Linked DNA regions of Homo sapiens: region 2 is linked to region 1. A link is a contact called in ENCODE Hi-C or POLR2A ChIA-PET data. All regions are on one chromosome and are shown on one strand. The core of a region is the stretch at or near the end of the contact, and the rest is flanking DNA. Distances in the headings are between cores, read along the strand shown. Region 1 overlaps LINC00870 (long intergenic non-protein coding RNA 870). Region 2 overlaps LOC105377161 (a long non-coding RNA gene).

Region 1 (4,441 bases), core at 1,640-4,139:
AACCTTGTCCTCCTCCCTCTCTGCTCTAGTACTCTCCAGTGTCTATTGCTGCCATCTTTATGTCCATGAGTGCCCGATGTTTAGCTTCTACTTATAAGTGAGAACATGCGGTATTTGGTTTTCTGTTCCTGCATTAATTTGCTTAGGATAATGGCCTTCAGCTGCATCCATGTTGCTGCAAAGGACATAATTTTGTTCATTTTTTATGGCTGTGTAGTATTCCACAATGTATACGTACCACATTTTCTTTATCCAGTCCACCATTGATGGGCATTTAACTTGATTCCATGTCTTTGCTATTGTGAATAGTGCTGCAATGAACATTCAAGTGCATGTATCTTTTTGGTAGAATAATTTCTTTTGGATATATACCCAGTAATGGGATTGCTGGGTTGAATGGTAGCTCTGTGTTAAGTTCTTTGAGAATTTCTCTTCTTTATAATACATTAATCCAGGCTTTCTCCACCTTGGCACTATTGACATTTTGGGCCAAATAATTCTTTGTTTTAGAAGACTGTCCTACACCCTGTAAGATGGCTAGTGGCAACCCTGACCTCTACCCACCAGAGGCCAGTTGCACCTCCCTGGCCCCTGGCCAGGTTGTAACAACTAGCAATGTCTTCAGATTGGAGGCTGGTTGAAAACCCCTGCATTCATCTGACCAGGCCCCTTGCTGGCTTACAATTCTTCAAGTTTCCCATAGTTTTTCTGGATAAAAGCAAAACTCCTTTGCTGGATCTATAAAACCTTCAATGATATGGCCCTGCTAATATAATTCAAGACACTTGTCTCTAGCCAGCACCCTCCCCAACGCCCAGAGAAAAAAATAATAGCTGACAAATACTGAGTACTTCCTAAGTGCGAGGCATTGTTCTAAGTATAAGTGCACTCCAAGGGTCACCATCTGTATGTCATAGCTGAGAAAATTGAAGTCTCTAGAGTTTAAGAAATGTGCGCAGGGCCACATGGTTAGCCCCTGGCAGATCTCCAGTTTGAATCCTGGCATTCTGACCTTGCCCCCAGCCCCTTTGCTTAACATACATAATAGGAACGATCGTTGCTCGAGCTTCTATCAATGCCGTTCCCTGAGGATGAAGCCCCACCCTGCTTCTCTGCACCGCTGACTCCTCTCACCCTCACTGTTCCCGGACAGTGGAGACAGCGTCTCTTTCGTTGCTCATCAAATCCTATGCCTGGCACAGCCCCAAGCTCAGCCAGTGTTTGTAACTCACCGGGTGTGTCAGCCCAGGACTCACCTCTCCTGGCAGGGCTGTCTTCATAAGGGATGATTTGCTTGACCAAAACAAACTCACTTGCGCTAACTTAAACACAGGGAAAGCAATCCTGAGGAGTTAGGTTATCTTGCAGGTCACAAGGACAAGAATTCATCTGGGTATCCTCTAGTTTAAGACTAGAAATTCCTCACAACAGACTGGTGCTGGGAATTGGAAAGCTGGCAGGAAGCAAATGGGCTCTTCCTCCTCTCTCTTTGGGTTCTTAAGGAGCACTTTTCTCCTTCTCTGCTTCATTTGCCTGCTTTTTGCTGTAGACCAGCCCCCAGCTCTCTGTTTGCACACCAGAACATGTGACTCCCAAATGCCTCCCCAGCACGGCCACCCCAACCACCCCAGCACAGGCAGCTCCAGCCCAAGTCTATGCACCTTAAAGGTTTAGTCCACGAAGCGACTTGATTTGTAAGTCTGAGCCCTAAGGCCAGGTCACTGGGAGGGAAATCCCATTGGCCCTGCTTGGTCAGGGGGTCACAACCTGGCTACAGATGACTCACTGGGGACTCTGGGAATAATCTCTCTCAAAAGGTAAAGTGGACAGGGACAGAGAAGATGATTAAGAAAGGAATAGAAATCCAGGGGAGGCCAGGCGCGGTAGCTCACACCTGTAATCCCAGCACTTTGGGAGGCGAGATGGGCAGATCACTTGAGGTCAGGAGTTCGAGACCAGCCTGGCCAGCGTGGTGAAACCCCCATCTCTACTAAAAATACAAAAATTAGCTGGGTGTGGTGGTACATGCCTGTAATCCCAGCTAGTGGGGAGACTGACTCAGGAGAATAGTTTGAACCCGGGAGGCAGAGGTTGCAGTGAGCCAAGATCACGCTACTGCACTCCAGCCTGGGCAACAGAGCGAGACTCCATCTAAAAAAAAAAAAAAAAAAAAAAAGAAGAAAGAAAGAAAGGCAGGGGAAAATTGAAAATTATGACAGAGGAAACAATGAGGTGAAAGAAAGGCCCAGTGTCTCAGATCGCCCTGGCTGTCCCCTGAGTTGAGGACACATCTCTTTCCTCCTTCTAAGAAGAGGCCTTGTCACTTTGTTCTTGCTGGCAGAGCTGGAAAGGCTTGAAGGAGACCACCCAGTGAGGTCACCACACAGTCCTCTTTGCTGCCCCCCATCCTCCCTGCTTTATGGTACCCAAGTCAGGGCTGCTGACCAACCACTGAGTGTCTTGACAAGTCTCAGAGAAGAGATGGACAAGGTACAAAAGTCCTCCGGCTGTTCGGCTGGGAATGGGCTCCCTAATTATGTTCTCAGCCCATACGCCCTGTGGCCACAGCTTCCAGTTAACTAGCAGCAGCCAGAGGGGTGGGGCAGGGGCAGACAGACCAGGTTCCAGGTAATTGTGGCCAAGCCGGAGCTGAACACAGAATGTGGAGGGTGTGCTGGCTTCTGGACACCCCAGATTATGGCTCTGGTGTTGTGTCTATATGATGCAACCAGGGTGTGTATCTTCCCCCCAGGGAAAGGCCCTCCCCACTCCAACCACCACCACAGGTGGTGTGGAGAACTTGCTAGATGCACGCAGTATCTTCTTCCTCCTTCTCAGGGGCCCTGCTGAGCCCAGAAGACCTAATTATATTTAGCGGGTTGCAGTTTAGGACTTGCGGTTAGGCAGGAAAGTGTGTGATTCTCCAAGTGTGGTTCCCCCTAATACCTGCATCTGAATCCCCTGGGGAGCTTATAAAAATGCAGCTTTCTGGGCCCCACCTTTGACCTATAGAATCAGAATCTCTGGATTGGTGGGGCCCAGGAGTCTGTACTTTAATAAACTTACTCTCTCCCCTCTGCTGCACATCAATCGTGTGCACACCAGTGATTCTGTTGTACTCAAAAGTTTAAGGACCGAAAATCACTGGCACAGTGGTTAAAAGCTTGGTGTCTAAACTTGGAGCCTGACTCTCTTATTAGCTGGCCCTGTGGCCAAATTAGTTACGATGCTTCATCTCAGTTCCCTCACCTGTAAAATGGGCATAAACACAGCATGCATGTCATAGAGTTACTGGAAGCACTCAGTGCCCTTAGCTGTAAATAGTGAGCACTGCCTAATGATAGCTGTCATGCTTTGTTGTGGTGGAGGACAGAGAGGATATGAAAGCTGTGAAGGCCAAAGACTAGAAGCCAACCCAGACTTAAGTCTAGAGCTGGCGGACTGGGGTGCCAGGGAAGAATGATCTCTGAGCAGAGCACAGCAAAGATGAGATGTCATCCAGGGCAAGGCCCAGAGGAGGTCACGTGCTGTAAAGTCCCTGCAGTGAGACAGCATGGGGCACCTAGGGACGAGAGCCAGACACAGTCAAGGGCAAGAAAGACAGGTAGGCAGGAGCCAGACTGGGAGAGGCCTGGTAGACCAAGGCGTGGGCACTTGATCCTGTGAATGATGAAGGGTCATGTAGGTTACATTTGCACACTGTTACACCTTTAGACACGGGCACCTGAGGTTCTTGCTTAGGGTGTGATTTATAGGGCTCTACCCTGGAGCCCACTGCCTCCCCGACAACCTGGTTGAGGAGTGGTGATACCTAAGGATTCGCCACCTGGAACCTACATCCACTTCTTTATGCATCATGCTTTACATACTTGGAACTCCTGCTCCAAACATCCTGAGCCTACCTTTAGGGTCTGTGCACACCTCTTTCTCTTGTCCCTCTTCCTTCTCCAGGGAGGCTGCTACAGCTTTTGTCCAGCAGGCCAATCTGAGAGGCAACCGTGTGTGTACAGGAGGGGTGGGCAACTCTTGGACTTGCAGTCTGTGGGGTCCACATGCGTGGGGCTGGAGATGGGCCTTGCACCCTCCTTTGTGCTCTTCTCCCAGGTTGCAGTAGGTATCGGGGCAGGACTGCTGCAGATTTGCTCTCTGGCTTGCCAGAAGGGAATGGACTAGGCGAGGCCTCCAGACTCAAGGCCTGCAGACCTGTTATGAGCCTGTTGCCAAAATCCCAGCCAAAGAAAATGGTGGCTTCTGGCTAAGTTGTGGTGGCTAGGAGTGGGGGAAGGTGACTGATTCAAGAACTATTCAGTAGGTGGCCTCATACTGTTCCCTGTCTTGTCTTTGACTGCTCATGGGAACCAATCCACCATTCCACAGGGAGGAGGAGAAAGTAATTTGAAGCTAGCAGGGTTAGATGCAGAAACAATAGGCTTATCCAGAC
Region 2 (4,235 bases), core at 1,047-3,546, 470 kb after region 1:
TGAGGCTGCAGTGGGCCATGATTGCTGCCCTGCCCTCTACCCTGGGTGACAGAGCAAGACCTTGTCTCAAAAAGACAAACAAACAAAAAACTAAAACCAACCAAACAGACAAAAAAACAAAGACACAAACATACATGTTAGCCTAGGCCTGCACAGGGTCAGGACCATCAAGATGTCACTAGGTGATAGAAATTTTTCAGCTCTATTATAATCTTAGGAGACCACCATCGTATATGCAGTCTATCATTGACTGAAAAGTCGTTGTGTGGCACGTGACTGTATACTCAAAAACAGTAGATAGCTGCATTGGTTTGGGTTTCCTGAGAAGCAGCCCTTGAGACCAGGATCTCAGTGCAGGTGGTTTATTTGGGAGGTGAAACAGAAATGAGTAAGGAAGTGGAGAAATGAGACAGGCAAGAGCAGGCAGTTAATAAAGAGTGAGAAGAGTGAGTTACCACCCCACTACCACTGCCAGCAACTGGGGCTTCATCTCACGGGGATTTTTGCAGGGGCAGGGAGCCTGTAAAGACCCCTAAATTCCTAAACACAGGGAATTCTGTAAACAAATGATAGGATATGCTCTCAACAGAAAATGATGAAAAAACAAAAATAGATAATTTAATAAAAATTATTTATAAGCAATTTTTCACTGTAAACAAAACTTTTACTTATCTGTTCTTCCTCAGATTTCTCCATAGTGAGCACCCACAGATGACTTGTTTGATAAAAATGATAGACATTCCAAAAAACAAAACCAAAAAAGTACAACTCTAAAATATTTTAGGAGAATTTGCTAGGTAAAAAAAATGCTAAGGCAAATCCTGAAAAACAATGCTCCCCTCCAATAAGGGCCTCTTGGTTCCCTAGCTTGTCTTTGATATGAAAATGCAATTTTAAAAGAGGGGTGGAATATTTCCACATAGACAGCTGGCTGAGAGCCAGATGCACCTCTGCCTGATACCAAAGGAAGCCAGGTGTTTGCTGATGCCTGTGGAATCCAGGCACACACCCCCTGGCCACATCTTGTCATCCCAAGATGAGGCACTGCTCCTCAGTGCACCCCAGTCTGCGTGCAGCATCTGAAAAGTCAGGCTGGGGCCATTTGGCCCTGCCCTTCCCATCAGGCCCGCGGCCTTAGCAAGCTGGAGCCTGTTTGCCTAGACCTAGTGGAGTGGAGGCCTCTGCTGAGAGATCTGGAAGATCCTGTTGGGCAGGACCAACTTGATGGATGACCTGCTCATTGCCAAAGGAAGGCGGGGTGAGGGTGCAGATTCTCCTCCCCGAGACACCAAAACGTGCCCCAGGGGACCTTAGAAAATAACTGCTCTTCTCTCATACAGGGGCACAGAGTTGCTTCCTGTCAGATGGCAAATGGTAATCATGGTGGCTTTAAATATTCCCGCACAGCCTGGGGTGCCTGAAAGCATTTCAGAATCATGATGGGCAAAGCTGGAGGATACATTTTCCTTTCTTGTGCACCAGGTACGAAGACTCTCAGCTCCAGGCACAGCAGGAAAGTATGCCAAGTGCCTCTTGGCACTTCTCCTGGAAGCGTAAGGGGTCCCCTCCTTCATTCAGGCACCAACCTCCTTGCTCCCCACCCGCTAACTCTGCTATGGCCAGCCCAAACTTATCTTCTCTCCTGTTCACCCATACATCATCTTCCCTTCCTCTGAAAAACATTCCATCAAAGTTCACATTGCTCATTGCCTAGGGTTCAGCTTAATATTCATGGAGAAAATGATCTAATCAAACTACGTATTAACGAATAAGAACACCTTAATGTACTCAGCCAAAGGTATGAATCTCAAACAGCTGAATTTTACCATTTGGTGGCAGGCCAGTGAGCAGAGGCTTGTTTTGCTGAATGCCTTCCTAAAAAAAATCCCAAACCAGAACACCTAGCAACTGGAAATTGGCACTGCCCACCATAATTTCATAGGGAATATAATCTGTTAGAATGTTAAGGGAACTTGAAGACTACATCATAAAAATAGTAAACATGATTTGAGTAATTTTTATGCTGTACAAATTATCTTTTTTTAATCCATGCAATAGATATTCTCACCCCATTTTATAGATGCAGAAGCTGTGGCTTAGAGAGGTTAAGTAACCTTCCTATGACCACACTGCAACGGAGGAAGTTGAGATCTGAACCCTGAAAGCCTGGCTTTAGTTTGAACTCTTCTATGCATTACTGTCTTCCACTTCTTTTTGCAGCCTAGAACACTGAGATTGTATGAGGATTGGAGATACAGAGACTGATGAGTGAATGAGCAAGGCCAGAATCTTCCTACTTCTTGGCACTAGTTCTCTTTTATCAGAAAACAGGAAGTGCAATTCTATGAGTCACAGAGGTCAGAAGCAGGTAGGGAGAGCCTGACAATTACTTCTAACTAATTGGTATTCAATGTCTTTTAACCATGGCAACCTTTGTTCAAGTGAGATCTTACTTGGAAGTCCAATATATTCTGCAGATAAAAGTGAGTTCCTCGGGTTAAAGGTGCGAGAGGATAGCCCAAACTTTAATCTTGAACCTACAGTGGCCCCTGTGGCTTTTCCATGGAAGCCCTAGGCCTTGAGAAGCAGATCTGGAAAATCACTCCTTGTTGTTGATTGCAAAAATTGCCAAAATGCATTGCAGCTTCTCCCATCAAGAGGCAGAGCTATTTTCTCTACTCCCAGAACTGGGGTGGGCCTTGTGACTTGCTTTGACAGAATGCAGCAAAAGTGACATGGCGCCAGTTCTCAGTTGACGCCTCAAGAGACTTCATGCTCTTCTGTGCTTGCTCTTGGAACCCTTCCACCACCAAGTGAGCAAGCCCAGGTTGGCCTGCTGGACGGTGACAACCTCAGTCATCTCAGCCCAGCTCTCATTGTGCGAGAGCAGGATGGCCTGCTGGATGGCGACAGCCCCAGTCATCTCAGCTGAGACCGTCGCAAGCCAACCTGGCAGCTGATCATGCCCATCTGAGACCAGACCAGCCCAGTACAGACCCAAAGGACTGCCTGGCTGAGGCTGGCCAAATTGCTGACCTACACAATTGTGAGCTAAAGGTGAGTAAATGATGTTTTAAGCTATCAAGTTTTGGAGTCATTTGCTTTGCAGCAATAACTAATGGATATAGTTCCCTAATAGAAGAATCTCAAAATGACACCAAGGTCTTCCCCTCCGGTCTCCAAATGTGGAGGAATGGCACAGCAAGGAGTCCCTCCCCAGACATCCCCTATCCCCAATCCTAACCCAAGGCCCCCAAATCCACCTCTGCCTTAGGATGTAATGGGCAAAGGAGAGGCATCCCCAGCTGCCCTTATTCCAAACAGAATGACAATCACAGAGGGGAAATGAAAGACTCCTTTACATGATCCTACAAGAGCCAAACTTCCATCTAAAGAATTCAGTTGGAAATCCACTTGTGTGCAGCTGTTTCCTGCAAGTGCTTCAAGGCTTGTGGCATCCTCAAAGCCAGGGGTTGGGGGAGAAGCAGAAGGAAGAAGGGGAGAGGGCCTTAAAGGTTAAACCTGGCACATTAAAGCTGCTCAGAAAACACCAAAAAAATGTAAATGAACATTTTTAGCTGCAGTGGGAGAAAGGCAGCCCCGAGGCCGGGGGTTGATCTTTCAGAGTATCGGGCACACCGCAAAGCTGTCTCCATTTATTTACTTCTAATTGAAAGCTGGCGTGCTGAGGGTTACTCCACCCAGGCGTGAAGCGTAGCCATCCGTGAAAGATTTCCCAAGACCTCTCCCTCTGCAGAAGCATCCTTCATGTGCTTGAAAGGGAAAATGTCAAGGGGGCACTAAATTAAAACTCAGTTTTGTCTTTGAAAAATAGATTCAATCCTCAGTAGGACTTGGTTGGAGAGATACTAGCATTAGCATAATTTCTCAATGCATTTTATAGGCCAGTCAGAAAAAAAGGATATTCAGAAAATCTACCAGGAAAAAAAAAAAAGGTTTCATGGGGGGCCACACATGCTATTTTTCACAGAGAGAGACTCCTGGGACTCGTGGTTGACAATGGGTGGTTTTCTCGGTGAAATTTTACCTCTTCAGGGATGGTTTCAACACAATTGGTCAGCTGGTGGTAAATGCCATCCAAGAAAAATAAGTTGGCTGGCTTTCATGACTGTCATCCATATCCAAGTTCATTAGTTCACTCACTCATTCACTCCCTTCATGGATTCAGCAAACACTTATTGAGTCCCTGTGACGTGCGAGGCCCCGTGCTGGCT

Evidence for each region. Hi-C counts contacts between places; a loop is a spot of excess contacts on that map. ChIA-PET counts read pairs that join two places held with the same protein, here RNA polymerase II (POLR2A). Pooled maps may share reads with other maps.
Region 2: a loop to region 1 is called in a map with no recorded cell type, with 3 times the contacts of the local background. The contact joins two enhancer-like sites. A Hi-C loop is called at or near these places in 3 of 37 single-sample maps with no recorded cell type and 2 of 50 pooled maps. POLR2A ChIA-PET finds 5 or more read pairs at or near these places in 1 of 52 experiments (activated CD4-positive, alpha-beta T cell).

The regions. Positions count from the first base shown.
Region 1 is chr3:72,161,247-72,165,687 of GRCh38, forward strand. All of the region lies in intron 2 of LINC00870 (long intergenic non-protein coding RNA 870), which reads left to right. Among named protein-coding and RNA genes, the nearest start is that of LINC00870, 12 kb to the left of the region's middle. RefSeq lists enhancers at 1,498-1,547, 1,568-1,667, 2,668-2,937, 3,448-3,557. Within about 2 kb of position 2,890, at least 4 of the 41 ENCODE cell types and tissues checked have a DNase peak (open chromatin) inside an H3K27ac peak, as active enhancers do.
Region 2 is chr3:72,627,100-72,631,334 of GRCh38, forward strand. The region is part of intron 8 of LOC105377161 (a long non-coding RNA gene); the gene reads right to left. Among named protein-coding and RNA genes, the nearest start is that of RYBP, 180 kb to the left of the region's middle. Within about 2 kb of position 2,297, at least 4 of the 41 ENCODE cell types and tissues checked have a DNase peak (open chromatin) inside an H3K27ac peak, as active enhancers do.